Regions from separate parts of the Homo sapiens genome. Here region 2 is linked to region 1. The links are chromatin loops, found by intact Hi-C in ENCODE. Cell type or tissue: OCI-LY7. All regions are shown on one strand. Each heading gives the region's core, and the rest is flanking DNA. Links, peaks and the distances in the headings are about the cores only.

The links. Peaks named below come from ENCODE experiments on the same cell type or tissue, not always from the same donor. Only the 100,000 strongest peaks of a DNase experiment are listed, where the experiment ranks them.
Region 2: it touches region 1 in a loop (4-fold over the local background); 3 of 110 quality-filtered maps call a loop at or near these places.

Annotation. Positions count from the first base shown.
Region 1 is chr9:22,462,362-22,478,515 of GRCh38, forward strand. No RefSeq gene overlaps it. Among named protein-coding and RNA genes, the nearest start is that of DMRTA1, 24 kb to the left of the region's middle. In OCI-LY7, for the core only: CTCF peaks have their summits at 7,775 (motif pointing right) and 8,006; a DNase peak (open chromatin) is centred at 7,780; H3K27ac peaks cover 1,472 bases.
Region 2 is chr9:22,520,661-22,536,814 of GRCh38, forward strand. No RefSeq gene overlaps it. Among named protein-coding and RNA genes, the nearest start is that of DMRTA1, 82 kb to the left of the region's middle. In OCI-LY7, for the core only: CTCF peaks have their summits at 8,029 and 8,229; DNase peaks (open chromatin) are centred at 8,021 and 8,951; H3K4me3 peaks cover 2,110 bases; H3K27ac peaks cover 2,237 bases.

The DNA.
Region 1 (16,154 bases), core at 3,766-11,765:
GTTGAGAAGCCACCATTAAATAAGTGGAATATGTAGTTTAAAAAATGCAGGCCTGTGCTTCCATGGGACTGTCAGTGCCACAGTGTTTCTGGCAAGGTTTACCAAACATGCAAGGAACAGCTAATCTCTATTTTATGAAAAATCTTTTAGAATATAAAACAAGAGAGAATGCTTATTAAACTTCACATTAGAGGTATATCTTGATAACAAAACATGACAAGTGCTGAAAAGGAAAATTTATTTATGCAGAAATCTTAAATGAAGGAAATTAAGAAATCAAAGTCACTTGTGTATCTAAAAATAATACACATTAACCATATATTCCTCAAATACAGATATCTTATTGGTGTAATTTTTTACATTAACAAATTAAGAAAAATCTTATTTATAGATAAAGAAAATATTTAATAAATTTCAAAGCTAATTTTTAAGAAACCTTTTAGATAACTAGGGATGAAAACTATGAATAGATCCAGTGATAAGAAAGAGACATTTTAACTAATTCTTACTAAACTATGAGTTTTAAGTTGTTGAATGGTTGCCATATGCCTGTCTTTTGTGTGTGTGTATGTGTGTGTGTACGTGTGTGTGTGTGTGCATGCGTGTGTGTGGTTTCCCTCATGTTACAGAGGACAGACTGAGGAACAGAGGGTCAAGGAATCTAAGTTCATGTTGCAAGTAAAGTAGAGGAGCTGGGAGTTGAACTTCACACTTGGATAGCCTCTATCCCAAATTTATGCTCTGTATGACCTGTCTCACACTAAAGTAGGTAAAGCTGGTAAATTTTATACTTATTTCATTACTCAGGAGACATTTAATCAGTGGTTCAAGGATATCAGAAGTTAGCATGTTGTGATTCTCTTGTTCTCTCTTGCTCACAATAGGTCTATCATAGTTTCAGCCATCACATTTGTGTTCTTGTAAAAGGAAGAAAGACTCAGCAAGGAGAAAGATGTGACACCAGTCATCTACTGATAAATATTTAACAATAACGTCAGGCTACTAGGTGGTGGTGAACATATCTGATTGTAGCAATTGCCTAATCCCATGGTGTAAATACTTGAACCATGACTAATTTTAAGCTATCAAACTGATGTCACTGAATGGGGTTTGGGAAGAAATGTACACCATAGGTTATCTTGGCAAGCATGGATTGGCTCTAGAGCATGGCTTGGTGGTGCCTATATCAGGAAAGAAAAACTATCCTACAAATCTCCAGCAGAACTTTGCTCATGTCTCAATGACAAGAGTAGTGTCACATCACCTGCTGTAGCTCTAAGAAATTGTATGTTTTATTTGAGCACATTGCCACCTCAAATAAAATTGTAAGGAAATGCCTATTCATTAAAGAACCAACAGCTTCTGCCTTTAATGGGAACTTCCTTAATTTAATGCAGCAAACATCATACTTAATGGCAACTCTTTAGAGAGATCTTAAAGTCAGAAATATGACAAGAAGAGTCACTCATACTGCTTCTATTGAGCATTGTACCAGAAGTGTTAGCCAATGCAGTATAATACAAAAATTGAATAATTGTTGAAAATTAACTCAATATTTTCAATTGCTATGATAAAAAAATCAAAGAGAAACTAGAACTAAGGAAAGAATTCAACAAGATGGCTGGTTATAAGCCCAACACACAAACAAAATCAGTAACTTTTCTCTCTCTCTCTCTCTCTATATATATATATATAAAAAATATATATAAATATATATAGAAAATATATAAATATATATAAATATATATAAAATATATATAAATATATAGAAAATATGTATAAATATAGAATATATAAAAATATATATAGAAAAAATATATAAATATATATAGAAAAGTTCTTGATTTATATATATAGAAAAATATATAATATATACAGAGAGAAGTTATTGATTTTATATATATATTTTCTATGTATATAAAAACAATAGCTAGTTAGAAAAACATAGTAGAATAAAAAAATTAACATTCATAACAGCAACAAAAACTGTAAAATGCCTAGGATCAAAGTTAACTAAATACGTATGAAAACTTGAAAAAAATTATGAAATGTTTCTAGAGAACATAAAATAAAACTTTAATAAATACTTATGGAAGAACATAAATATTTATGGAGAATGCTCAATAGAAGTACAATGCTCAATTAGTAAAGTTGTCTATTCTTCCTAAAATAATTTGGGAGACATTTTGTTAGATATAAAAGCTGAAGAGCCAGAATACTTGAGTTCAAATTCCACCTCCACACCTTACTTGCCAAATAACCTTAGGTAAGTTATTTAACTTCTTTGGGCTTTCATCTATTAAATCAGTTAAATGGGTATAATGCTAATAATTTTATACTCCTTCATTTGATCACTCAGGTGACCAAAAGAATGAATACATGTAAGATATTTAGAGCAGTACCTGGCCCATTTATGTACATATGTTTTATTAACCTATAAATCCAATGCAATTCCAATAAAAATTTCAGGAACTTTTGTTGAGTATGATGCCTCAATATGAAAATAAAATAAAAAGCCAAAAAAAAAAAAACCACCTCAGATACAAAACAGTTCTGGAAAAGAAAAGAAAAAATTTTACTATCAGACATCAGATTTCCCTATTAGATATCCAATTAGATTTTTTTTATCAGATGGCACATAGTAAGTATTCAGTAATTATAGTCATAGTTTAGGCTAATTATAAAGTTATACTAACAGTGTGGTAATAGACAATCAGGTATAGATAATCAAGTTAGTAGAATGTCATAGAAACTTACCCAAGTATATATGGAACTATAGGATAAGATTCATTCATTTATACAGTGAGGAATTTATTGACACCTTCTATATCCCAGGCATTCTTCTGTGCACTGGGGGATACAACAGTGAGAAGACTGTCAGGATCCATGCCCTTGTGAAATTGATGTTCTAGTTAGTGTGATCCGATAATAAACAGACAAGTAAATATAAACTATATCAGGTAGTGCTAAGTGTTATGAAGAAAAGTAAAGCAAGATAAAAGAATAGAGAATGCTGGTGGCTGGGAGAGTGACAGCAATGGCTATTTCAGTTTGGGTGGTCAGAAAAAGCCTTTTCAGAGAACATGGCTCATATGGTTTGGTTTTGTGTGCCCACTCAAATGTCATCTTGAATTGTAATTCCCACATGTCAGGAGAGGGAACTGGTGGCGGGTGATTGGATCATGGGTACTGTTTCCCCCATGCTATTTTCTTGATAGTGAGGGAGTTCTCACCAGATCTGATGGTTTCAAAAGTAGCAGTTTTCCCTCTCTCTCTCTCCTGTTGCCATGCAAGACGTGCCTTGCTTCCCCTTCACCTTCTGCCAGGATTCTAAGTTTCTTGAGGCCTCCCTGCCATGCAGAACTGTGAGTTAATTCAATCTCTTTTGTTTCTAAATTACCCAGCCTCAGGTAGTATCTTTATAGCAGTGTGAGAACAGACTAATACAATGGCATTTGAACACAACGGAGTAAATGGCAAGGCAGGTATGTAGAGGTATGGGGCTAAGGAGAACCACAAGCACACAGGATGGAAACAGGAACAAGCCTAATTTTACTTGCAGTATGCATGAACAGTGTGGTTAAAACACAATGTGATAAAAGAGGTTGGAGAGAGATCAGTATGGTGTTGGTGGCAGCAGTGATCAACTGAAATATTTAAATTAGTGTGATGTCTCAGAAGCCACTGGACAGTCTGAGCAGGGAAGTCAAGGCTGGGTTTACATTTCACAGGGATTTGTCTGATTACTTTGTAGGAAATAACTGCTCTGCAGTGCAAGAGAGGAAGCAGGGAGAACAATTATGCTATTCAATAGTCTAGCTGAGGACTGATGGTGGCTTTGACCAGGACTGGAGCTGTGACCAGGACTGGAGGTGATAAAAAGTCGTTGGATTAATGCTTAAATTATTGATGAACTGTGTGTGAGGTATGATGGAAATAGAAGTGCCAAGAGTGATGCTTGCATTTTTTTCTCCTAAAAGATTGTGTGCGCCTGTAATCCCAGGACTTTGGGAGACCAAGATCAGCAGATCACTTAAGGCCAGGAATTTGAGTCCAGCCTGGGCAACAAGGTGAGACTCCATCTCTACTGAAAATACAAAAGTTAGCTGGGCTTGGTGGCCCACACCTGTAGTCCTGGCAACTTGTGGGGCTGAGGTGGGAGAATCAGTTAAACCTGGGAGGTGGTAGGAGTGAGCTCTGATCATACCACTGCACTCCAGCCTGGGTGACAGAGCAAAAACCCTGTCAAAAACAAAACTAACCAACCAACCAACCAAAAAAAAAACAAACAAAAATGCAAGTGATTTTTCTATTTGCTGACTTTTTCTTTTTTTACATTTTAAGTTTAAGGTATCTGTTAGATATCCAAACTTTAGGTATCACATAGCTGTTACATATATGAAGCTAGAAGTCGGAGGACTAGTAGGAAAACGAGAGATAAATTAGGAAGTTATTATATTTAAAGCAATGGGTTTGTGTAGGATTTATTAAGGAGAAAGTATAGATAGAGTCAGGAGAATGATGTTCTTCAGCATCCAACATTTAAAGGTGAGGAAGAAGAGGGGCCAGCCAAGAATATCGAAAAGAAGTGGTTATTGAAATAGGGGAAACACTGTCTTAGAAACCAAATTAAAAAAAGGGAATGGGGATAATGAATTGTGTCTGTTGCTAATAAAGGTTTAATATGATGAGAACTGAGATGGATCATTGAATCTGACGATCTTATTGTCAAGTGCCCCTAACAAGAAAAGATTTGGTAGGGTAACGGTGGCTAAAACCTGATTGGACTGAAGGAGAGAATGGGAGTTGAAGAATAAACCAAAAGTTTAGTTAATGTGTTTGAAAATCTTTTTTTAAAGGGTAACAGGGAACTAGGATGGCAGCTGAAGAGATACATGGATTCTAGGAAGTTTCATTTGTTTTTCTTCTAAGGACAATAGTATGGCATGTTTGTGTGTTTATAGGAATAATGCAGTAGAGACAATGATGCAGAGAAGTAATAATGGCAGGTGTATAGTCTTCTAGTGGTAACAGGAAATGGGATTTTGGGGACGAGTAGAGGAGATGGCTTTAGAGAAGAGCAGAGACAACCATTGTAATAAGGGGGAACGAAGAGTATAGGCACAGAAGCAGAAGGTTGGTAGGTTTATGATGAAATATGAACCATTTCTCCTTTAAGTGCTTATATTTTTTTCAGTAAAATTGGAGGTGAAAGCACAAACTAAAAATGAGAAGAGGAGAAAGAAGGCGTGTAATAGTTATCTTGGAGATTAAAAGAGTGAACTGATGATGGAAATTGCCTGGTGCTGCTGAGAGTCTGTTGAGATGTGTTGATAAACATTTCAATTGGTTTTCTTCAGTTATGTTCTACTTATTCTATAGAGTCATGTCCTCACCTTCTCCCTTCTCCCAATTTGCTTGGATTCCTCACTGATTAATCCCAAATGGAAGCTGGAGGTGACAAGATATTTTGATTTGTCTGTACAGGTCAACCTTCTGGGATACAGAGTGGATGGGGAAGAAGAGTTGATCTGGAAGGATAAAGGTACATATCTGGTACATCATCATGCTATTCACAAAAGTAAATCCCAGATAGAATAAAGGCCTGTATGTTAAAAACAGAACTTTCCGATTATTAGAAGACAATGTGACTATCTTTATATCTAAGGGGGATGAAAATATTTTTTTTTACCAAAACAGAACTATAGTAAAATTAAAAATTTTAACAATAAAATACAAAATAACCGAAGACATTAGAAACTACATATATAACATACAAAAATATCTATTCAGGATATGTAAACACTATTAATCAATAAAATTGGCCAAATAACCAACAGTTTTAATGAACTAGTTGGATCTTTATGTATCAATACGGATAAATCTGAAGAGAAAACTGCTGATTAGAAAGAACATCTCATGAAATAATTGTGTATACTACAATTCTATTCATGAAAATTAAGCTAAAATACAGAACTTAGAATATATTTTTTATGGGTAGATATATAATAAAAGTACAAACATATGGACTGGCTATAATAACCATATCAGTTACCTCTAGAAAAGGAAGGAAATGGAACTGGTGAGTGTAACAGGTGTATGAATATAATCTGTAAGGTTTCATTTCTTTAAAAATTTCAAGGGTCGCACATGGTGGCTCATGCCTGAAATCCCACCACTTTGGGAGGCCGAGTTCAAGAGATCGATACCATCCTGGCTAACACGGTGAAACCCCGTCTCTACTAAAAATACAAAAAATTAGCTGGGTGTGGTGGCGGGCGCCTGTAGTCCCAGCTACTCAGGAGGCTGAGACAACAGAATCGCTTGAACCCGGGAGGTGGAGATTGAGGTGAGCTAAGATCGCACCACTGCACTCCAGCCTGGCGACAAAATAAGACTCCATCTCAAAAAAAAAAAAAAAAAAAAAAAAAAAAAAATTAAGAAACTCTGAGCTTTAAAATTTTTTCAAAATAACAGAGTTAATCACTTAATTTACTTAATACAAAAATACTGTCTCAGGCTCAGATACATGAGAATGATTAGGGTCAGCATTAGACTGCACTAATTTTAATTCGGAAGACCAAGGTTTGCAGTGTCATGGCTGACATTAAAGAATTACTTCAGTACTTATTCCACTCCCATTCTTTGTTGAGTAATGGCTCCAAACAAGCAAGAAATATTTCTTCTCAATTTTTGCCTCCCATAGCAAAAGAGAGCCTTTAGTATTAAAAATATTCCCAGGAATTTAGGAACTGAGTAGCCAGAGAGGGTTCTTAATTCATCCATTAATATTAACTGATTTTTTAATCTAATATGCAGCATGCATAAAACAATATTCTGGGCTATAGAGAAATACAGAAATGACCTTTGAGGACAAAAGCAGGTGGCAATAAATTAACATTTAGTAAACACGTCCAGTTGGCCAGGCTGTAAACAAATTTGACATCACAGTCAAAATGGAGTTCCTTAAATCTGATGTTTTAAAAATATAAACTTAGTATTTTTTTAATTTGCCAGTTAGAATCTTGTTTTCTATTAATAAAAATTAAATATTGATGTTCCAAATAAGAGATTTATTCGATAAAGTAATTACAACAGCGTTCGTTTTTGTCGCTTTCACCCTGAGGAAAAAGACAACTCACACGGACAAATTTGTGGGAGCTTAAGATTTTGTTTAGACTGTCTTTGAACTTTCTTTTGTCTCCCTTTTCTGTTAGCAAAGCATTTCCCATTTCTCTGGGGTTTTGTTCTTTCTCCATTTTCTGATTTTCTGAACTGCAAGATGCATTGGGTGACACTGGAGCCAAAAGCAAGGATGTAAGATTTAACTCTTGATTTTGCTACTTTTTGTTTGATCTTGATTAACAAAGTTGATTTTTTCAATGCCCCAATCTCCTCATCTGACAATTAGAATAATAATAACACCTAGCCCTGAGGATTGTTGACTGGAAAGGAGGTAGATTAAGTAGTCAGTAATAATACATCTATGTCAATTTCTTCAACAATGAGCAGCATTACAATTCTGTAAATGAAATCTGTGATTTTAAAAATATTTACAATTGAGATGATAAAACAACTCATTTGTCATTGGAAAATTGCGCTACACCACACAACTTTGTGCTTCAGGTTTTCGGATGGAGGTGGCTGCAGACCTTAGGTAACGTCAGCTACCTGTGTTTTCATCCTGGGTATGTGTTCATGGTTGTACTATGCCATTTACACCTTGCTCAGAATGGGTCAGCTCTATGAGGAGTGATTTTTAAAATTTCCACTTGAGGGCGCTGTCTACTTCTGTGCGAATTGAAATACCGCAGATGTCCAATTACACAAGGAACGTTTTTAGGCAGCTGGATTTAACTTGTATCAAACTTCCAATTTATTCCAGTGACACGTTGGCCTTCCTTATTGATTGGTGCTCCAGGAGGATGGATCCTTACTTGTGCTGAACACTTTATATTAGACATTTCATTAAATTTTATTAATCCTTTCAAATATCTTGAGGAGAATACTTATCCCAATTTTATAAATGAGTAAACAATCTGAGAAAGGTTAAGTAATTCTCCCAAGCTGTCCTAACCAGTGTGTGATGTAAAACTTAGACTTAGGCCTAGATCACTCAAAGCATAAAACCAGTTTACATCTAGTTTACATTCTTCCATATTTTCTTTCTTTTAAATATATGTGTATTATATATTTGAACATACCATATACACACACATTTATATAAGTGAATGTATGTACATGTATATTCAAATATATATGCATCTGTGTATGTGTATATATATATATCTGTGTGTGTGCATATTTGGGTATATAAAACATATATAAATGTAATTTATAATTTGGTGGGCAAATATAATACATTTAAATGTTATGTATAAATATATTTACATGTACTATATAAATGGGGCTTAATTGGGGGAAGAACAGAAGGTATCTTATGTATAATATATAAATATTATATAAAAATACTTGCCCACTAAATTGTAAAATTACATTTAGATTTTATTTTAAAACATGTCCAAATTAAATATCTTGGTGAAGAAAACACAGATACCACTGTTTGCCTGCAGAGGAAATTCTGTTTTCTTGCTGTATAATGCAATAAATGTGCTAAGGCAGAGCCAGCATGCCCAACTGTTGTATCACATTGGCAAGCTGTAATAAAACGCCAAATTACTGTCTAGAAACAAAATACATTTTTGTTGTTACCAAGAGTTGCTTTAACTAAAAGGAAGGCACCCTAGCCCTTTAAATAGGTAAGTTCCCCCCCTTCCCATTTCTTGCAAAATCGAATTAGGTAAAGACTACAATAGTATTTGCATTTATAGGAAATCAATTCCCAGAGCACAGTAAGCCAGTAATTTACATAAAATTACTATTTCCCAACATAAGTAAAAGCAAAAGGGATAGTATACATTTTTATTTAATTTACAAGCAAATGTGTAAATATTACCCATCCAGGTAACCCAGTTGGTGTTTGCCACACCAACCTCTTTTTTAATGGTCTCCAGGTTGGATGCGATTTTCTCAAACTTCTCAAACTCAAGAGATCATATTAACTGAAAGGTGATTGAGAAGAGCATTGAAATAATTATCTTTTGAGCTTTGAATAAGCGGTCATGGCCTTCATCATATTAAATAGGAAGCCATTATTATATACCTGTTATGTCTGAGGCATTGTGCTGAGCAGTTATAAAGCCCTTTCTGAAAGTAGGGCTTGGTAGGGGGAGGAGCAGAAGGTATTTGTATCTGAAGGGGAGAGCTGTGGGAATGAGAGAAGTAGATACCACTGAAAAGCTCAGCCTTAACCTCGATGTCTACACTTTGCAAATGTTGCCTGCACGATGTTGTGTTGTATCCAATGAGGTAAATGTGCTCCAGGCATTTCAAGGAGAGGAAATGGCAGTGGATGGCCATAGAGGTGCATTTCTTCTTACTTTTTGGTAGTTTAGCAAGAAACCAGCTCAGTAGGTCTGAGTTAATTCAATAGAAGAACAGGCTGATACCAGAGACTGAGGCTCCCTGCCCCACCCCAGCTATTTCTAACAGAGCCACTTCCCTCACCAGGAAGCCACTACTGGTTTTTGGTGGCCTAGCTTTTCCCTGCAGTACTACTTTGCTCCTTTCCCTCTATGTGGAAGGTTACGGAGGTGGAATTCTTTCCTGTTGCTCTTCTGTGTTATATGCAATGTAGCTATGCCCAGCCTAAGCATAGTCTCCTCTGTGGAACAGATGAGACTTTAAGAGATTGTGTACGCTCTGCCACTTGTTTGTTTCTAATTAAAAAAAATACATTGTACCTGAGTGGCACTAATGGTATATGTGATCATACCCCCTTTACATGACACATCTGTTTATAAAATACTATGTGCGAGTAAGTAGGATAAAGACTACCAAATAAGTTATAATTAGAGTCACAGCTAAAGCAATCTGTTCTTCCAAATCTGGCATGTCACCTGTGCTCAGAACCATAGAACCAACTAATTCACACCTGTGGATATGTCTGCATAAATATTCCAATGGCTTGACTGACTACTCTGCTTGCGATGAAGGAACACTTTTAAGAGCCCAGATCATGAAACAAACTTTGATTTAGGCCCATCAAAGTGGCATTTTTTTGAGAATATATCAGTGGAAGTGTTAATGTTAGATAACAATATGTTATAAATTTTAACACTGACCTTTAACATTCCAAGAGCAGGAATTGCCCGAGGCTTGCTACTGTCATTGCCTCTAGTTCTAGTTAAACTAGAGGCTTTCATTTGGTCCTCCAGAGGCACTACTGATGAAATCACTTCGAGAAATGTCAGAATTGGATAAAACATTTTCGCACACATTAGGCAGGACAGGCAAACCTGGTGGGCTGATGTCAAAAACATAAAACCACATCATGGACTTGTTTGAAATACTTTGTCTGTCATGTCTACAAATATAGAGGCGCGTAAGACTCATCTTCCTGGCTGAGACCTCACACCTCAAAGGACATATGGGATTGATAGCATTGATAACTCATGGGCTTTTGGATGGAGATGTTGCTTTCCAAAATCTGGAAACGAAAAGGGAAAATTATGACCTTTTCTTTCCATGAAAAGAGTTGTATTGTTCTGTGAAAATTGCAATCAGAGAGTCAGACAAAGATAAATATATAAGAAAAGTGCTTGGAACGTAAAGCCTCTATGGTAATGACAACCATTTTAGCTCGATGAATTATATAACTAACCAACTGCTTTATTTTTTACCTGTTAACATGAACTTGCTTGAAAAAAATCAAAAAACATAAAAATACATACAATAAAAGATGTGCTTCCTTTTTAGTCCTTTATATTAGTTTCTTTTGTATACTTAGTTTTTTCCTGCAAATATAAGCAAATAGATGTTTATTTTATTCTTATCCCTTGCTAATACATTTCTAGCTTTCCACATATTTCCTGGATTATTTTGTACTTTTAAATTGTTGGGGCCAGGGATGGTAGCTCACGCCTGTAATCCCAGCACTTTGGGAGGCCAAGGCGGGTGGATCACCTGAGGTTGGGAGTTCGAGACCAGCCTGACCAACATGGAGAAACCCCGTCTCTACTAAAAATACAAAATTAGCTGGGTATGGTGGTGCATGCCTGTTATCCCAGCTACTCTGGAGGCTTAGGCAGGAGAATTGCTTGAACCTGGAGGCAGAGGTTACAGTGAGCTGAGATCTTGCCATTGCACTCCAGCCTGGGCAACAAGAGTGAAACTCTGTCTCAAAAAAAAAAAAAAATTGTTGCTATATTATGAGATGTCTCGATTTTAATGACTGTAATATATTCATTGTGATTTGTACCATTTAAAATTATTTTCAAAAGTGCCCTTTTTGAATTTTTTTTTTTAACTTTTAACACTTTGGCCTGAATTATTTCACCTCTGCTGATTCATTTGATAGTAGTATCACAATTCCTTTACCTTTCATTTTTTTGTGTGCATATTTGTATGGTATGCCTTTCACTATTATTTCCTCTCTGTTTTTTAGAGGCAGAGTCTTGCTCTGTCACCCAGGCTGGAGTACAGTGGTGCAATTATGGCTCACTGCAGCCTTGAACTCCTGGGCTCACAAGCTCTTCCTGCCTTAGCCTCCTGAGTAGCAAGGACTTACAGGCAAGCACCGCCATGCCCTGCTATTTTTTTTTTTTTTTAAGAGATGGGATCTTGTTATGTTGCCCAGACTGGTCCCGAACTCCTAGCCTCAAGCAATCCCCCTACCTTGGCCTCCCAAATTGCTGGGACTACAGGTGTGAGTCACCGCATCCCATCTACTTTCTACATCAACTTGTTTTAGTAGTATCTTTGTATACAATATAGACTTGGTTCATATTTTAGTTCAATCTGAAAATTGTTTTCTACTCTTAGGTGAATTAAAGTCTTTTATGTTTGTTAAAATGGAAGATATATTTGGCCGCATTGTAGCTAATTTTGGTCACATTCCTTTTGATTTAACAGTGACTACTTTAATGAATCAGCTACTGTCTGGTTTTGAGTGGAGTATTACTGACCTCTGTGGTTGTGAGGAAAAAATATGATGAGTTGGTTTTTAAATCCTTCTGCCTGGATGTAGTAGGCATCATTTTCAGTCACATTTCATTGACACAAGCAAATTAAAGCCATTTTAAAACATTTTAAAGCAGGAGGAGGGAAAATATAGTCCTGTCTTTGACCTGGAAGCACAAGACCAGGAATATTGTTCATAGGTGTATGATTGCCAAATGAAGCTGTCTGACATTTTGATTTCTGATTTTCAAGCTCACTATGTGAGTTACTGGGGTCTTGATTTGAGGATTTAGTTATGCTGGAGATTTGGTCCAAATATTTTTAGACATTTCGCTCTGTCAATGAATGACTTGGATTATATTTATGCAACTCTGAACAAAATATATTTTGGATATGGAGAAATTTTGAATATTTAAAATACTTGGCTAATGGAGAAAATGGCAATCATAACAATGATAATGATGAAGATGAATATAATGGGGAAGATAATGACAGGAAAAATAGTGCTTGAGAATTATAATCATCATATGACAAATGGCAGAACTTAAAGACTAACGATGTTTATTCAATGGCATTAGGAGTTATCTTTTTGGAATAACAGCTTGGAACATCACCGGCCAGAATGCTTTCACTTATAGTTTATGGAACAATCTGTTTCTTTGGGCTCAATTTATTGCAGTATATAATTTATCCTTCCAATTCACATTTTTCTGTTTATTATTGCAAATATTTTTGTTGGAGTTTACTCGTTAATATTATTTTAAACACTGGTCATTAAAATTTTGCATCTGCAGCTTTAAAATTGTTGCTAAAAGTGCTTGCAATAGCACTTGCATGGTATCTTAGTTACAGTCACTGTTCAAATTACATTATTTGAATGACTTCTATAAAAATAATTTTTATTGCTGAAGAAAAATTGTACTGTAGATCTCCTCTCACCTTCAGCATAACATATAAGTCACAAAATGAGCTAAAATTTTAGAGAAAACAGATGGTTGTTCCTTGTATTCATTAACTGAAATTAGTCATAACAAAATGCTAATTTTGATCAGACTTATGTAATGATACAGGCCAGTATTTTTCTCTGGTGAACCTTAAAGAAAAAGAAAATATCAATTACTATTATTTATTGAGTATTTAATATGTACCAGTAATTGTATCCTATCAATAACTTAATAAAGGGGGAATTATTATGTTCATACCCATTTTCTGATGAAAAATCTTGTCTTACTCTTCAGCTAGTAGAATAATGGAAGTATGATTGACACATAGGAAGTCTGACTCCAGAATCTATTGTGTGAGAGATGACCTTGCCACCATGCTTGACAAACTCCCTATCACTGCATTCAAATTGTATTTTATTCCAAGATAAAAATTATCGAGACATAAAAGGAAAAAATAAGGACCTTAGTGCTCACTTTGCAGTTTTAGATTTATAAAGGTAATTTTCTATTTATCTTTTCATATTTTGCATCAACAATACTTTATTACTACCCTAATTACGTACCAAATACTAAGCTCCTGGTAACTAGGAACCTGATTTGTTTAAAAGAACCCCATGTTTCCATTCATTGGAGACTCTGCGTTAGGCATTATACCTTATTAAATCAATATCTTTTATTGTTTGTAAACTCATATATTTGGAAAGATCATAACCATTTTATTGGAGATATAAACATTTAGGAACTGTAATCAGCTATACTAAACTGCTATCAATAATGAGTCAACTTTATATCTTCTTCATGCCAGAAATGAGTTAATTTTTATGCATATTGTTTTGCTTGTAGCTATTTGTTTTAGCACAATTGGCTGAAAAAAACTATTCTTCCTTCTTTGAATGGTTTTGACACCTTTGTCAAATATCAGTTTCTCATTAGGCATTTGAGTTTACTTCTGGACGCTCGATTCTCTTCCACTGATCTACATATGTCTCTTTATAGCAGTAACACACTGTCTGATTGCTGTTTTGTTATTTTCGAACTTTGGAAGTGTGAATCTTCCTTCATTTTTCTGCTTCATTTTTGAAGGATTGTTTAGGCTCTTCTGGTCCTCTTGCAATTCCATAAAAATTTTAGAATCAGTTTCTCAATTAAAACATCAGCTGGTATTTTTATAGGAATTTCACTGAGTCTATAGATTAGTTTGAGGTGTATTAACATTTTACCATTGTTAAGTCTCTGGTCTGTGAATACGGGATGCTGTCCCACTTATTTAGACCTTCCTTAATTTTTCTCAACAATTTCTGTCAACAAGTTTTCCTTTAACAATTAAAAGCTTAAATGTTATTGAGTTTTCAGAGCATAAGTTTTGCATTTCTTTGGTTAAATTTATTCCTATTTTTTATTATTGCAAATGGAACTGTTTTCTTTTATTTTTGGATTATTCTTTACAAATTGGTAGGAATACAATTAATTTTTGCATATTGATCTTGTATTCTGAAAACTTGTTGATGAGAAACTTTATTATAATAGTGTTTTTGTGGATTCTTTAGGATTTTTTCTGTACACAGTGTTGCTGTTTATAAACAGAATTTGTTTTTGTTAGTTTTTCTTTTTCCAACCTGGGTGTGTTTTATTTTTTCTTTTTGATTAATTGTCCTGGTGCAATGTCAAACAGAAGTGTTAAAGATGGTTACTTTGTCTTGTACCTGATTCTAGGGAGAAAAATTCAGTCATTCATCAATTAGTATAATGTTAACTGTGGATTTTTTGTAAATGTTCGTTGTCCAGTTGAGATTTCCTTCTATTCCTAGCGTGTGGAGTGTTTTTATCATGAAAGGGTGCTGAATTTTGTCAAATGCTTTTTTTCTGTATTTATTGAGATGCTCATTTGATTTATTTATTTTGATATGATAATTTACATTGATTGTAAATTATCAGATGTAAAACAACCTTGCGTCTTGAAATAAATCACACTTGGTCATAATTTATAATTCTTACAATATGCTGCTGGATTTCATATGTTAGTTATTTGGTTGAGAACTTTTGCATTTATATTCATAAGAAATTTTGATCTGTAGTTCTCTTTTCTTGTAATATCTTTGATTTTGGCATCAGAGTAATGCTGACCTTAATAAGGGAGTTGGGAGGTGTTCCCTTCTGTTTTCTGGAACAGTTTGTGAAGAACAGTTTCTTTGAATGTTCAGTAGAAATCAGCAGTGAAGCCATATTTTCCTAGGATACTTTGTGGCTATTTTAAAAAATGATAAATTCAGTATCTTCACCTAGGTCTATTCAGATCGTTTATTTCTTCATGAATCAGTTTCAGTAGTTTGTGTCTTTCTAAGAGCGTTTATTTCTTTTAAGTTATCTAATTTGTTGGTGTACAATTGTTCAATGTATTCATTTATAATCCTTTTTATTTATGTAAGGTTGGTAGTAATGTCCAGTCTTTTATTTCTGATTATAATAATTTGTCTTATCTTTATCTTTTGGTCAAACTAGGAAAGGCTGCCAATTTTGTTGATCACTTTGAGAAATTTAATTTTCTATTCTCTATTTCATTAATTTCCATCGTAATGTTTAACTTTCCTTCTCCTTACTTTAGGTTTACTTTGCTCTCTTTTATTCAGCGGAAGTTTAGGTTATTAATTTGAGACATTTCTTGTATATATTTTTGTGAGATGGAGACTCGGTCTGTTACTCAGCCTGGATTAATAGGCATTTCCACCTATAAATTTTTCTCTAAACATTGCTTTAGCTGCATCCCATGTTTTGACACATTGTGTCTTTAGTTTCATTCATCTCAAAATATCTTCTAGTTTCCTTTTTGATATTTCTCTTTTGGCCCATTGCTTGTTTTAGAGAGTGTTGTTTGATTTCCACATATTTGTAATTTTCTTTAATTTCTCTTTATTATTAATTTTTGTTATGGTATTATAGTCAGAGAACATAATATTACTTCTATCTTTTAAAATTTATTGATGTTTGTTTTATAGCCTAATATATGGTTTATCCTAAGAAATATTTCATTTATTTTCACTTGAGTAGAATGTCTATTCTGTTGTTGGGTAGAATGTTCTATGGGTATTTGTTAGGTCTGGTTGGTTTATACTGTTGCTCAAGTTTTCTGTTTCTTTATTGATCTTCTCTTTAGTTGTTTTGCCTATTAGTGAAAGCAGGATATCTAAGTCT
Region 2 (16,154 bases), core at 3,229-11,228, 58 kb after region 1:
GAGAACTAGACTATGATCTGTGCCCCCTACAACCCATGTGGTTTACTAGCCTTCTATTCATACTTCTCCCAGTTTTTTGGGTTATTGGCTTTGATGGAGAAGCTCCCAAAGTAATGAAGCTATCCAGAAGAAAGATAACTATCTTTTGGGGGGGCTGTGGGGAAGACAGAGTCTCACTCTGTTGCCCAGACTGGAACGCAGTGGCAATCATAGCTCACTGCAGCCTTGAACTCCTGGGCTCAAGTGATTATCCTGCCTCAGCCAGCCTAGCACATGGGACTAAATGACTACAGGTGCATACCACCACACCTGGCTAATTTTAAATATTTTTTGTAGAGACAGGGTCTTACTTTGTTACTCAGGCTGGTCTCAAACTACTAGCCTGAAGCAAACATCATATGTTGTCCTTCCAATATCTGGGATTATAGGCATGAACCACTGTGTCTTGCCAGAAGACATCTAATTTGAGTCAGAAGAAATAGCGTGGAAAGATAAAATAAATTAGAACATAAAAGAAACTAAGTAGTTCAGTATGGCTTAGGTAGAGTTCATGAGTGTTGGGAAAAGTAGAGAAGTTGGGGCTCTATTATAATGACTATGGAAAACTGTGAAAGAAAAGTATGAAAGTAACATGGTTGGATTACCTTTTAGATAAAATAGAAAGGGAATAAACTGTGAACAGGTGAGACAAGTGGCACAATCCAAGCAAGAAGAGCAGAGGGCCTGAGCAATGACTGTACAAATTAAAAAAAAAATTCAGATGTATTTCAGTGGTAAACCTGACAAACTTTGATGACATATTTAGTTTGGGGTGAAGGGAGAGAGAAGTGTAGTCTAACTTCCAGGTTTCTGGCTTGGAAGACTGAGTGGAATGTGATTAGTAAACTTGGAAACAAGGTTAGATTTGGTCTGGGGAGAGGGAACAGAAGGAGTTTAAAGTTGAGATCCATTGCTTTGAGTTGGCTAGTTACGTGGATCCAGAACAAAAGACTATCCTGGCCATCATTAGCATATTAGTTTAAGCCAGAGATCCATATGACATTAACAGAGAAAATCATAGTACACCAAACATTGGGACCCAAGAGTAGAACCCCACATAATATGAAAATTAATGAGGGACAGAAAAATGAGGACCACAGCGGGGAGTGGCCAGAAAAGGAGGAAAATCAGGAGAAAGGGGTATCAAACAATTTCTCTTGTTTGAGCACAATGACACACAGAGAAGAGGCTGTAATTCAAGAGCCTTAAATACTAGTTTTTTAAATTTAATTCTATCTCTAATTTCTCTAAAACTACTTTCCCAAACTGTCTTGTACCTATTCATTAAAACACCTTTGGTCTCAAATTCTGTGAGATTACTCCTAAGTCAAACTCTATATTATAGGAATGTGAACTTGTGCATTCACAGGAGGAAATACTATAAGCTCTTAAGTGGAAAATACGGTTACATACAGAATTCTGTCAGCATTTTGCATAAGATACTCAGAAGTGTTCTTTAATGCTATGCAATCATATTTCTAACCTTTTCACCAGTTCATTGACATTTCTACCATCATGTTAAGTGCAGACAGAAGCAAGAGATGGGTAGGAAATATCTCACACATCAAGGGAGAAGAAAACAATAAAAGGCAAAGTTGGGCATAATTTTCTTTTGGAATCCACAACACCTGCTACATTTCCTGAAGCCTAAAACGGCCTCTGTTGCTTCGACTGCTGCTCAAACCATCTGCTGAGTATAAGGAGGTGGTCTGCAGCAGCTGAAAACCTTTACAAATGCTTCAAGTCAGGCTTGTTGGCACGGTAAGGAAGCTAGTGATGTACTGATGCCAAATTCTGTTCCTGTTTCTTTCCCTTTGCTGCCATGAAAAAAATTAACCAAGGCTTTAAGAGCTGCCATTGACATAAACATGATTTAATAGCTCTTTAGCATTTCCAGGACCACAGCATTAGCAAGAGCCTTGGAGATGTTTAAGAGTAGAATCTTGAAATTCGTTCTCTGGCAAGTTATTTTAAAACCAGATGTTGTAAGCGTACTTCAGTACAGCTGCCTATTAGGTGACAGTACTTCAAACACATAGAACGTGAGGGAAATGTACTTGCTGTTTTCTTTATAGGATGGCAACTGTCACCTGCCTCTCCTAAGTGTGTGAGTAGATTTTCCTGGTTGATGCCTGCTCTTTCTTCTGTTTTCCATGCTTCTCTCAAGCGTGGTGATGAAAGACCTGTTTAAAGTAGGAGAGCTGTCAGTATGAATCGATAATCTATGCAACTGATTATTTACATAATTATCTCTTTGATTAGAGAGGGAGCTTCTTACGAATTAGGACCAGGTCTTATTTGGGTTTAAATTCTGATTGTACTTTTTACTAGTTTGTAAACTTGGATAAGAAACTTGGCTGCTCTGAGTTTTGGCTTCCTCATGTGTATCTCACTAGGTTGTGCCCTGCCTAATGAAGTTAGCTACCTTTTTCAAAGTTCCTAATTGGGTGCCTGGCACAAGTTCCAATAAATGTCTATCAAATAAAATAGTTATGTAACTGTTATAAAGGATTATGTTTGAATTTCAAATGTACATAATTATTTCTCACTTTATCTTCCACTTTACGTTACAGGCAAACAATTCCAATTCATTTATAGTTATTGTAGAAGTGTTTGTTCTAGTGTTCATGTGAAAATTTGCATTACACATTTGCCTTGTAATTGTATAAAGCCTCTTCCTATCATGTATGAAGCAAGTCCGTGGTTAAAATCTGAAGGGATATGTTGGCTTGCTGGTCATTTTTGTCAGTCAGTCAGAAAATTCAGAGGAGTTTTACCTTGCCATTCCCTTGAAGAACTGGAGAGGTTGGCCATAATCTTTGTTTTCATTTTCTGCCTATATCCCCTTTCCTCTGTCTTATCAAAATGTACTTTTTAAAAGGCACTGCTCACATCTAGCTCTTTCTTAGATAATTGACTTACAAACTAATTCACATGTTGGTAAAATGGCTAAAAATGGCTTAAAGCAGTGCTTTTTAAACTTTTTTTGAGACTTGTGAGGGATTCTATGGGGAAGCCTGATGGACAGATGCAGGGATCTGGAGCTTCAAACCAGTGAGACTCTGGTACTGCACCCCTAACTCTAATTTCAATCGAAAAATTCTACTTTAAAAAAGTTTTTATGTATATATACATATATATCTACACATATATTTTATTCATATATTACATATATTTTTAAGCTTAATTAAAGAATAGATTTTACTGTTTTAAAAAGGTGAAGATTATTTACTGGCATATCATCTTTTAGTGTCATTACAATTTCTTTTTTTTTTTCTTTTTTTTTTTTTTATTGTGAGACAGAGTCTCACTCTGTCACCGAGGCTGGAGTGCAGTGGCGTGATCTTGGCTGACTGCAACCTCTGCCTCTTGATTTGAAGCGATTTTTGTGCCTCAGCCTCCCAAGTAGCTGGGGTTACAGGCGTGGGCCACCACACCCTGCTAATTTTTGTAGTTTTAGTAAATTCAGGGCTTGGGTTTCACCATGTTGGCCAGGGTGGTCTCGAACTCCTGGCCTCACATGATTTGCCCGCCTTGGCCTCCCAAAGTGCTGGGACTACGGACCTGAGCTACCATGCCCAGCCCAGTGCCATTACAGTTTCATCACAAGACTAAATAATATAACTGAAAAGATTTCTCTAATCTTAGAATCCTGGCTAGTGATAGGAAGTGATAGTCACTAGGGATCACTGCATGGTCACTAAGCAAATGAAGCAGAGTTACCCCAAATCTTTCTTTGATAGAGTTATTATATTGGAGATAAATCATTTGACATGGACTATTTATACTTCTATAATTCATTTAGCGAAGTGTATCATACATTTTCATGGATAAAAAGAATAAGTATAAATTTAGAGTCCTTACAGTTAAGTGAACTAGACATGACAGAACATTAACTAAAGGACCTGATTTATAGATATGCATTCATCTGGGGAGAAATTTCTATTGACAACCTCAGGGCTATGCCCCTAGTCTCATCCTATTCACTCATTTTAGAATTAGTGGCTTGAATAAAACTGTAACGACTGAAATCTCGTCAGATTTGCAGATGGCGAAGCTGAGAGGGACACAGAATGTGTTGGATGAAAGAATTAAGATTCCAAAAGATCTTGACAGGCTGGAACATTTTAAGCTGATATAACATAATGAAATTTAACAGGGACAAATGTGAGGTCCTCTACTTGGGTCAAAAAACAGAAACACAACTGCAGAGGATGAAGAAATTATAGCTTCTGGGAAGAATGCGTGAAAATGCTTAGAGGTATTAGATGACAGTCATATTTTTAGAAATCAACAACATGATGTGAATGTGCCCAAAGCTGATGTGGGTTGTGGGGATTAGTCAATTAAATAAATAGAATCTAGAATGAAGATGGACACAGGCTCACCTTTTTAAAGACTGCTTAGATTTAACAGTGAGAATGTACTGATAGGTAACTAGACAAATTAAAACACATCCAGAAAAGCCTGGATGTAAAGAGACTTCAAAGTCTTTTGTGTGAAGAGAGTTCAGACCTTGAACTTTAGGGAATAAGTTCTGTATGACCTACAGACAAGAATAGGGTATACCAAGGGCATCATATACAAGTATTTAAATTGTTGACATTTGAAAATTTCTGGTGTAATTTTGGAAGACGTAAGATTAATTGGTCTAAGTTAAAGATAGAAAGATGGCATCTCAATATAAGAAATAACTTTTTAAAATCAGAACTGTCCAAAGAGGGTACCGTCTCCAAAATGTAGTTTGTTTTTCTTAGTGAGGATGTGAGATTAGACTGAGCTACTATTGATAGAGATGTTGTAAATACAACATTTTAAAAGATAGCTTAATGGGATAACTTGTGATATCTCTTATAGCCTGAGATTTTATGATCATTAATAAGGAAATTAAAGACAAATGACAAGCGTGTAGGATGTTTCAAGGCAGACGGGTTCTCCATTTACCTTTCAACTTGGAAGTAAATTTATAATCATCTCTTTCAAATATTAGTTAACAACACGCTCAGATAGTTAAAGTTAAAATATCAAAATTACCTTCCCTTTTTACTTTTCACATTCTAATTTTTGATTCTACAATAGAAAAATGTGACTGAATTAAATAATTTTCTCAGACTCTAGACAAAGCCAAGTGCTTTAGAAGGCACATAATAATAAAATTTCAACAAATTCTTTCATTTACAAGTGTAAGCAATTAAGTCAAATAAATAAAAACAAACCACAATAACACAGCCTTCTATAAAAGTTTCACTTTATGAACTCAGAATAAAAGGTATTGAAATGCATTTTAGTTTGTTTTCATTTATTTCCAAATAAAATATATTCTGATCTCTTTCTAGTTTTTCTTTGAATCTGCCAACTACCAAGGTTTCTATGAGCCTTAGTAGTTGTATTGGCCTTTAATTAGGTTGCCCAGCGAAATGCATCCTCCTAACAAATGAAGGCAGTGATTGGTTGATAAGCCAATCAGGGGTCTTAGTTGCAAACGGATGAAAAAGAATTCTCAAACTTGAGCATGCGTCATAATCACTTGGAAAACTTATTTAAACACAGATTCAGTAGGTCTAGAATGGAACCCTATGGTTTAAATTCCTTACAAGTTTCCAGGCGATGCTGATGCTGTTGGTTCTGGACCACACTTTGAGGATCATTTATTACAATATATCAGAGAGCTCTCAGATTTTCTGGGAGTTCTGGTGGAACAGATTTGAGGCCAATACTATACTAAGCTTGAACCATTGTCTGTTCTGTTGAAACCATCAAGCAGAATATTTCGGGAACTATATTTTTCTGCCACTACTAATGATACCAGCGACAATGTCAACTCTGCATTAGGAATTCAACTTGTATCCAGTGATGCCTCCAAAATCCAGGTGCCTCCAATGCTGCCCTCATCATGCTCAGGTGTGAACGAAACGTCTTCCATGGAAGACCTAATTGGTAGCGCCTAGATCATGTGATTATGTGGCTGTGAGGCAGGCTGAGCATTTTAGTTCTTTCTCCTACTTTGAGAAAACAGGACTTGTATTTGCAGAAACATATGCATTAATATTAGAAAATTCCACTACCTAACCTCATTAGTACATTTGACAGCTTGGTTTAATTTATTGATTCTCAGATTTTTACTTTTATGAGACAGCTAAACTCAGGGAGAACAAATATTTTCTGAAAACTGCCATTGGTGATGCTGTGAGAAGAAAGACGGTGAAACTACGTAAGTTCTTCTGATGTGACCCGGGTGAGATTCCATGAAAGCATTTCTAAGCAGTTCGAAACACTTTTGCATACCAGGCATTGTATTGGGTGCAGAAATAGAAGGAAGAATAAGTCATGGATCTTGAGTTAAGGAAACTAAGGATCTTGAGTTAAGACATGGATCTTGCAGTTTCATAAAGGAAAGAGTCAAACAAATAGAATGTTTCAGTATAAATACTTATTTTTACTTACAAAAAATAGATTCTAAGGAATATATTATTTACATAAGTTCATTTGTTCAAAATGACTTGTATATACATATCTACATTTACATTTGCTCTAAATGACTTGTATATACATATATACATTTACCTATATATTTACATTTTATCTCTCAATTGTGGACATTGTGTTAATTAGATTAAACTTAACTCCTCTTTTCCATCTTCTTGGAAACTGTAAATATGGATGTTTCTATTTCAAATTTTATTTTTTATTACAGGTAAATGTATAAAAAAACAGTGCTTCAAATACAATGGATATATAACAAGCCATCAACTTACTTATTCAAAGGCAATATCTAAACTAAGAGCACTATTAATCATGCCTTAGAGATGATGGTTCAACTTGACATTGTTTTCCTTTGTTATATCCCTTTTCTCACATTATTGAATCGTAACCTGAGCATTTGCTGAGTAGAGGAGCATCTTTATAATATGAAAAATGTAATGACAAGTATAAGACAGGTAGTAACGGAGCAGAGAGGAGGATGTTGTCATTTAGTATGGAGAGTGAGGAATGCTTTCTAGGAGCATGGTGCACATGAGCCCACTTTTCAATGACAACTCTTAATTAGCTAAGAGAAATATGGGGACAGGAAATTCATGGGCAGAGACCTTAGAGGTATGGAATGGTGTGTTACATGTGGAGAAACTATTAGTTTGTAAGAAACTTGTGTTATGAGGGTCAGGAGAGGTGAGAAGGTGAAACCGAAGAAGTGAGTTGAGGCCACATCACAGAGGGCCTCTCTTGCCAGAGTAGAGTGTCAGCATGCACTCTCTGTGTCACTATGGGTGCAGCATATACAGCTAGTTGTTGTCCAGCATCCTACTCTTCTGCTGACAGAGGAGAGTAGTGACCCACCTTTCTTTCCTTCCTTCCTTCCTTCCTTCCTTCCTTCCTTCCTTCCTTCCTTCCTTAAGGAATACCATTTACAAAGACAAAGTATACAGACAGAATGGCCATGCCGCTAACATTCTCCATTCTGATTAACGGGCTGTCTGAAGCTGCCTCTATATATTCACTAATCAAACTAATTTTTTGAGACTACAGCATGAATGTCTCCAAGGCAGTATGGTACTTCTCTACAACTTTTTAAAGTTATTTAGAATTTAAGGTTCTAAGAATTAAACAAAGAATATAAATCCACTGTTTCTCATTGTATGCATTATCGATGCCCCTTTAAAGGACTGTTTTTCATGCTGAAGAATATGGGTTTCTGTAAGTTATGTAAGTAATGAGTTAGCCTTTCTATACATTAAAAGCTGATGCTTTTAAAATTCTGCCCCTTTAGCATTTTCTGAATATGTAGAAGCTTTTTGCAGTGGTTGGATTTATTTAAACATATTATACACTTATTAATCATTTGTGTTGCTGGGTTTAATGTAGATTGTTTCTATTTTGGCTGTTCAATTTTAAAACACCTAGTTTATAAATGGAGAGACCAAGTGAGCTTGAAATGGCTTTGTTTCTTCATGCTGTGTAAGGAAGTTCTGTGATGCCGTGCTTTTGCCACAGAGGGGCATTACTGGACTTCTCTTTTGTATCAACCTTCTGGACAGCAAGGAAACAAACCTTTAGAAATTCATTTTTCGTCACCTTTAAAAGGAAAAACAATATATTAATACAGAAAATCCCCTCAGAGCTACTGGCCACTTACAAGCTATATGTGATTTTTAAACTAGAGAAATATTTTCCTGAGTAGATGATCTCAGGCAGCATAATCTTTTACATCTTCTTGAGACAGAATCAATTATTTCTTTTCTAGCCATATCAAATTTCCTTATGTAAAATACTTCAATATTTCAGGCAAAACTATGACCCTTATTTCAATAGAATGCTGGGCCAAATAAGACTGGTGGAAACAATGAATCTCATTGGCCACAACGGCCCCCTGAAAGAGAATGCAACTTTCATTAGTGCACAGTCAAGTTCAACTATGTTTGGAAAATATGGTCTCTATTCTCATGATGCCACCCTTTCCCCACCCCACCCACCCCCACAAAGTGGCTGGCACATTTACAAGATGTTCTTTTTGCCCCCTGTGCACACCCACATCAGGTTTCAGAAAAGTGAAGGAAACCAGGCAGAGGCAGAAAAAACACATCCCTAATAAGGTCCTAGGTTTGCACAATGCTCCCAATACAACTGGTACAAACCTCACTCCTTATATCAAATTCCAGGTAATGGAAACGATTATCTAGTTCAATTTGAGTCTGAATCTAAATATGATCCTAATTAAGATCATGATCACAAGATTCACACATGCACAATACTTTCAAGCAGAGTATAATTAAAATAACGCTAAAGAGACAGTCTTCTGATATTTCCCTTTAGAAAAAAAAATACCTACACAGCTATGAAGAGTCGTTCATTGGAAGCTTCTGTAAAAGGAACAGCAGTGCAAAGGTCACCACGTAGTAGCTAAGCCACAAGCTCAAATTAAAATGGGCAAGTGTCCTATTTCCCTCTAATTTAGTTTGGGTTAATCATGCTTTAGCATTTTCACTTCCCTTCTTCCAGCCTCAGAATTAATGAGCAGTTGATTATATATTCAGTATCAGTTTGGGGAAGCTGGTTAATTTCATTTCGTGACCTCAACTTAAGTATTATACTTCAAACATATGAAAATATTTTCATGCCAATTGCCATTCAAAATTTGTGAAAATTACAATTTCTTCTTACTTCACTGTGTTTCTTCACCTCATCCCTGCAACCTTTCCATCAGTACTTCCCTCTTCAGCATTTTGCCAATCATTTTCCTTCCAAACATTTCTTCCCACTTGTGCTATTCACCTCTGTGACTCATCTCCTCTTAAAAGAAGCTGCAAGAAACTTGCTCCCGGGCTATGCAAAACCCCCTGGCATTTGTTAAAGCCACAGAGAAGTTTATAGCTCCCTGCCACCGTATAGGAATGTCTATTAATTTGATCCTAGATTGACATGGGAAAGCCTGGGGCATTTATGGGGACTGTTGGATTCTAGTTTGATATCATGATGAACTTGGAAAACTCTTTGATGATTGAATAAGCTCCCAATATGCGGCCTGGGGGATCAGATCTCTGGCCTGCCCTGGGGATTAAGAGGTGAGCAAGGGCATTTTAAGGGGTTCATTCTCCAAAATGGAAAAAAAAATAGAACTCTCTCCCACACTGTGACTCCATCTCAGGAAATCTTGGACTTTTCAATGTCTGTTTCTGGACACATCCCTCAGCTTTGAGCCTTTATCTTGTTTTTCTGTGTCTGATTCTCCCAGATTCCTATTGCAACTGTATTTACCAACTGCTCCCAGATACAGGCTTAAACAGAATCTGATTTCCAAGCCCATCTGGATAGACATATTTGTAGCTTTACCACACCCCCACCACCTTGGGATTAGTTTATGTACTCAGATGCAGAATCTGGAAGCCAGTCTGCATAGTCGAGATTCTGTGTTACTCTTATCACTTTCTTTTGCTACCAACAAACATTGGATTTTGCCACCTAATTTTCAGTACTCTCATCTTCCCCACTTATTCCAGTAGTGTTTTGAACTTATGATGCAAGATGAAGCTGATATCTAGATTTCCTTTCCTGTCTAGTACCCCACCTCCTCTCCTAAACCACCTTCATCAAACACAGGAACCTGCACCAAAAACTGAGTGATTGGAATCGGGACCACGTTGCTCATTCTCCTTCGGTGGCTCCCTCCTCCCCTCCCCTCCTCTTCCCTCCCCTCTCCTCCCCTTCCCTTCCATTCCTTTCCTTCCATTCTTCGTAGAACCCATAGTATATCTACTATAAAGAAGCTAATAATAACTACCATTTACAAAATCTCTGCCAAATGTTAGGAAGTTCATACAAGCTCTCTCATTTAATTATCTCTCCAATCCTGAGGGGTATTAAAAACTCTTATTATATAGTTGAAGTTATTGAGAGAAGGTCTTGCATTTAGTAAGTCACCAAGTAGTCATTGAACCTTGGTTCTCTTTTATTCTAAAGTCCACATTCTTTTCACTTTGCCTCACTGTCCTGGCACTAGGGGGAGAAGAAGCCAAAAATATGACAGTCTGGTGGTGTCAGGCAAGTAAACACTTCACCATATGTAATGCAACCTGAAAAATATTCTAATGAAAAAGTAAGTCCAAAGTACAGAAAATGCTTTATGTGCTTTGGCAGATGAGGAGGAGAGTATTCTTGCTAGGCCAGGGAGTGAGGGAGATGTAGAGGGTGCTGTCATGATGTTAAGTTCAGAGGAATGATATTTAAGCTAGTCCTTAAACAATAGGATAAATTCACAAAGCAGAAACTGAGAAACTGAAGCCAACATTTAGAGTCATTTGTACATTTGCCTGTTTTTCTGTTTTTCTATATCCTAGTATCAGTCCCCTTTTTCTGTTGATTTAGTTTATTTTTATTTTTATTTTTTATTATACTTTAAGTTTTAAGGTACATGTGCACAACGTGCAGGTTTGTTACATATGTATACATGTGCCATGTTGGTGTGCTGCACCCATTAACTCGTCATTTACATTAGGTATATCTCCTAATGCTATCCCTCCCTCCTCCCCCACCCCACAACAGGCCCTGGTGTGTGATGTTCCCCTTCCTGTGTCCAAGTGTTCTCATTGTTCAATTCCCACCTGTGAGTGAGAACATGCGGTGTTTGGTTTTTTGTCCTTGCGATAGTATTGCTGCTATAAAGACACATGCACATGTATGTTTATTGTGGCATTATTCACAATAGCAAAGACTTGGAACCAACCCAAATGTCCAACAATGATAGACTGGATTAAGAAAATGTGGCACATATACACCATGGAATACTATGCAGCCATAAAAATGATGAGTTCATGTCCTTTATAGGGACATGGATGAAGCTGGAAACCATCATTCTCATTCCCCTTTTTAAAGGCCTTGTGAATCCCATTCAAGATATGAAGTTTCTTTCCCTTTTTATTTATGGCCTTTTGTTTTTCCTCTTTATTCTATATTACTGAATTAACCTAAGGTCTCAAGCCTGAAGTTATGAAGCTACTTAAATTATAACATCAAATTATCAGAGAAATAGAGTAGGACAATTATTTTGCATTCTTATTTTTCTTTCCTTTTGTTTCGTAAGAATGATCTATAGCACCGACAACAAAAAGTAAACTTTTAATTAGGTATATTGTAAGACATGTGAGGAAGGGTAAGATTCAGATGGCATGTGGCATGAAATAATTAGACATAAAATTTTCAAAGTACTAAAACTATTTTAGTTACAAATTTATCTGTGATAAACTACTAAACTGGATGGGATGACTTGAATCATGAAAGATTATATTATAATTTTGGAGTGGCTAAAAATTATGTGATTGAAGTAAATGGTTTTTGAAACAAGATGGAGTACAATAACATGAATTATTAGGGTTTTTTTTTTAATAATCATAGGACTAATAAAATATAGACTGAAAGCACATGCTTGTTGTAGAAGAGTCTCCAATTATATTTTTAAGAATCAACATATGAAGTATATATAGCAACCTGTTTAATTTTCTCTTGTATTATTTCTCAGTATATTCCATGAATTACTATCCTCTGGATATTAATAGCATCTTATTACAGATGGGGTCCACGGTGGAATTCACCAGGTTAAATAAAACTAAACAAATTTATTTAACTTGCTATGAGAATTTTTAGACCTTTGAAATGGCTAATGAGCTTTATAATTATCCGAGAGTTTGCAATACATTTAGCTCAAACTTAACTGTGCCCAGATCTCATGTGTGTGTGTGTGTGTGTGCGTGTGTCTGTGTGAGACAGAGAGAAAGAAAGAGGGAGAGAGAGAGTATGAAACATCGTATGAGCTAGTATTCTTTGGTATCCCAGCTTAGGAAATGCCAGTATTAAAAAAAATACAAAATAAAGTTGAAAATGAGACTGTTTGAAGAATTACAGTTGTTCAAAATAAGAGAACACAGAAAGGGAGATTCATAAAACATATAGTTCATTTAAATAAGACTCTTTATTTGAAACACAATTAGAAAATCTTTTCTTCAATGAAGTTTGTCATGATTATGCCAGCCTATACCAATATCTCAAACATCCGAATTCCTGTAGTTCAAATTGTCAACTTTGGCACTTAGCATATTTTACATTATATTTTTAGTTCTCTTTACATGTATGTATTTCATCTTGCCAATTGGACTATGGGAGCTTATAGAACAGATGCCTTGTGATGAGTTGATTGTGGTAATTTATATGGTTTTCAGGTCAATCACATTTTCCAGTATTTTGTTCTATCAAATCATGTGTCAGACAACTCATTCCATGTGAGGTCCAAGAAGAAGGGTCATTTCATTTACACATTTTGGAATCTGAATTTCTAGTAGAGTGCTTTATACAAACTGAGACTTTGATAATTATCTGTCAATTGTAACTTAAACATAGTGATAGGTATTTCCTGGCTTCATGAGAGAAAACAGAAGGAATAGAATAGATTTCAGCCCTTGGAATTAACTCATATTAAACGATAACTATAAGGAATGTGAAGCCATAATATGGAAAATTATATGTGTGTGTGAATATAAAGACCAGGTGTGTGTGTGTGTGTGTGTGTGTGTGTGTGTGTGTGTGTGTGTATGTGAACAGCAATGATCACTTTTGCTTAATTTCTCGGGGGAGGGAGAATAAATTGTTTTTGTTTTAAAAGTTTTCTACAAGGCTACAGTAACCAATACAACATGGTGCTGGTACCAAAACAGATATACAGACCAATGGAACAGAATGGAGGCCTCAGAAATAATGCCACACATCTAGAACCATCTCATCTTTGACAAACCTGACAAAAACAAGCAATGAGGAAAGCATTTTTTATTTAATAAATGGTGCTGGGAAAACTGGCTAGCCATATGCAGAAAACAGAAACTGGATCCCTTTCTTAAACCTCATACAAAAATTAACTTAAGATGGATTAAAGACATAAGTGTAAAACCCAAAACCATAAAAACCCTAGAAGAAAACCTAGGCAATACCATTCAGGACATAGGCATGGGCAAAGACTTAATGACTAAAACACCAAAAGCAATTTCAACAGAAGCCAAAATGGACAAATGGGATCTAATTAAACTAAACAGCTTCTGCACAGCAAAAGAAACTAGCATCAGAGCGAACAGGCAACATACAGAATGGGAAAAAATTCTAGCAATCTTCCCACCTGACAAAGGTCTAATATCCAGAATCTACAAGGAACTTAAACAAATTTACAAGAAAAAAACAAACAACCCCATCAAAAAGTGGGCAATGGTTATGAACAGACACTTCTCAAAATAAGACATTTATGTGGCCAACAAACATATGAAAAAAAGCTGGAACATTACTGATCATTAGAGAAATGCAAATCAAAACCACCATGAGATACCATCTCACACCAGTCAGAATGGCGATTATTAAAAAGTCAGGAAACAATAGATGCTGGCAAGGCTGTGGAGAAACAGGAACACTTTCACACAGTTGATGGGCGTGTAAATTAGTTCAACCATTTTGGAAGACAATGTAGTGATTCCTCAAGGATCTACAACTAGAAATACCATTTGACCTAGCAATTCCATTAGGGGTATATACCCAAAGGAATAGAAATCGTTTTACTATAAAGATACATGCACACGTATGTTGATTGCAACACCAGTTACAACAGCAAAGGCATGGAACCAACCCAAATGTCCATCAATGATAGAGTGGATAAAGACAATGTGGTACATACGCACCATGGAATACTATGCAGCCATAAAAAATAATGAGTTCATGTCCTTTGCAGGGACATGGATGAAGCTGGAAGTCATCATCCTCAGCAAACTAACACATGAACAGAAAACCAAACACTGCATGTTCTCACTCTTAGGTGGGAGTTGAACAATGAGAACACATGGACACAGGGAGGGGAACAACACGCACTGGGGCCTGTTAAGTGGTGGGGGTCAAGGGGAGGGAGAGCATTAGGACAAATACCTAATGCATGTGAGGCTTAAAACCTAGATGACAGGTTGATAGGCGTAGCAAACCACCAAGGCACATGTTTACCTATATAACAAACCTGCACATTTTGCACATGTATCCTGGAACTTAAAAAATAAAAAATAGATAAAAAAGAAAGAAAACAAGACACACATGGAATTCTTGACTCCATGAAAAACACAGTGTAACAGAGAAGACTAATTTAAATGAGTATTTAATTAAAATTTATGTAATGAAACATAATTCCGTCTGAACATATATCTGGGATATCAGGAGGAGATACTCTTAGGAAATGTTTTTTAGTTGGAAATCTAAAGGATGAGTAAGATTTAGTTAACCTGAGACTTGGTGTACTCAGTTTGGGGTATGTTGGGTAAAAATTGCCTTCAAGACAACCAGGAAGGTAAGTTGAGTAGGCATTGGAACACATACGGCTAGGTTTTGTTTATAAGTGGAGCACAGGCTGGAGTTATACTCTCAGAAAATAGTCTGTAATTTAAGGCATGAGATTACAAAGAAACTTACAGAGAGAGAGAGAGAGAAAGACCATAGAGGGACCAATATGGTAGTCTGGAATTTAGCCCCAAGAGTTTGAACAAGAAATGGGGTTATATTTTTAGGAATAAAGCAGATTTTAGAATAGCCAGTGTGGATTTATTTATAGAAGTACTTCACAGAGCTTCAATTTCTATGGTATTATTTTAAAACATTTTATGGGGGAAATGTTTTAAAATCTCCTTTTAGCTATTTAATTTATATTACTTAGCTACCTAGGATTTGAGATGTGTAGTTACCTTTCCACAGATGTGGTACCTGTAAGTCTCATACAGATCATGACCTTGGACAGAGGCACAGTGAATTCCTCCAAGGTCATCTAGCTTGTGGTTTCAGCTTAATTGCAACTGGGGCAAATAACTTGTGTAACTGCCCATTTCTCATCCACCTTGGGGTATTTTGAATATTTTTTCTAAACAATTGTAAACCCTAAAGTTTAGCTGAATTTTTGCTGTATTATTATCTTTTCTGTGCTTTTCTGAGTTGTTAATTATATTGGGAGTGTTCAGGGTTAACTTACCTTTAATTTCTATATTGTGGTAACCTTCAGAAGAAGAACTCACAGCACTGCACCCACTTTGCCTCAATTATCTGGTTCTATACCTGCACTTGTAACTAATCCTCTCATTCTATTCTCCAGCTTTCAGATGCTTGTTATTCTCTTCCCAACTGCAGTTTCCTTATGAATCCCTTTGCCTTGAAATTTTCCAAAACTGCTTAACAGGAGTGCCGTATTTAGCTTCTAAATACGTCTAATTCTCCTATACAAGATTGTTCTCTTTTCACTTGGCGTCAAGGGATTGACTGAAAATAACTATCCTTTTGTTACAAAGAAAGAAGAGCAAAACTAAAGAAATTCACTAAAATGGAGGCTTCACAATTATTTTAAAAAGAAAAGTCATAAAATGTCTGAACACCAGTAGCTTCCAAGGATGGCAGTTTTGAGGCCCTCTATTTGCTTTTTGGGAATTCCATTTTGAAGAATTGATTTGATTTATGATGTCACATTGTGTGAGAAGGGAGAGAGGTTGAGTACTAGTCTCCAAATTTAGATTGAAGTCATAGAGACTAAAACTATTGTAAGGCTTATTTTTAGTATACACTATTATATAGCT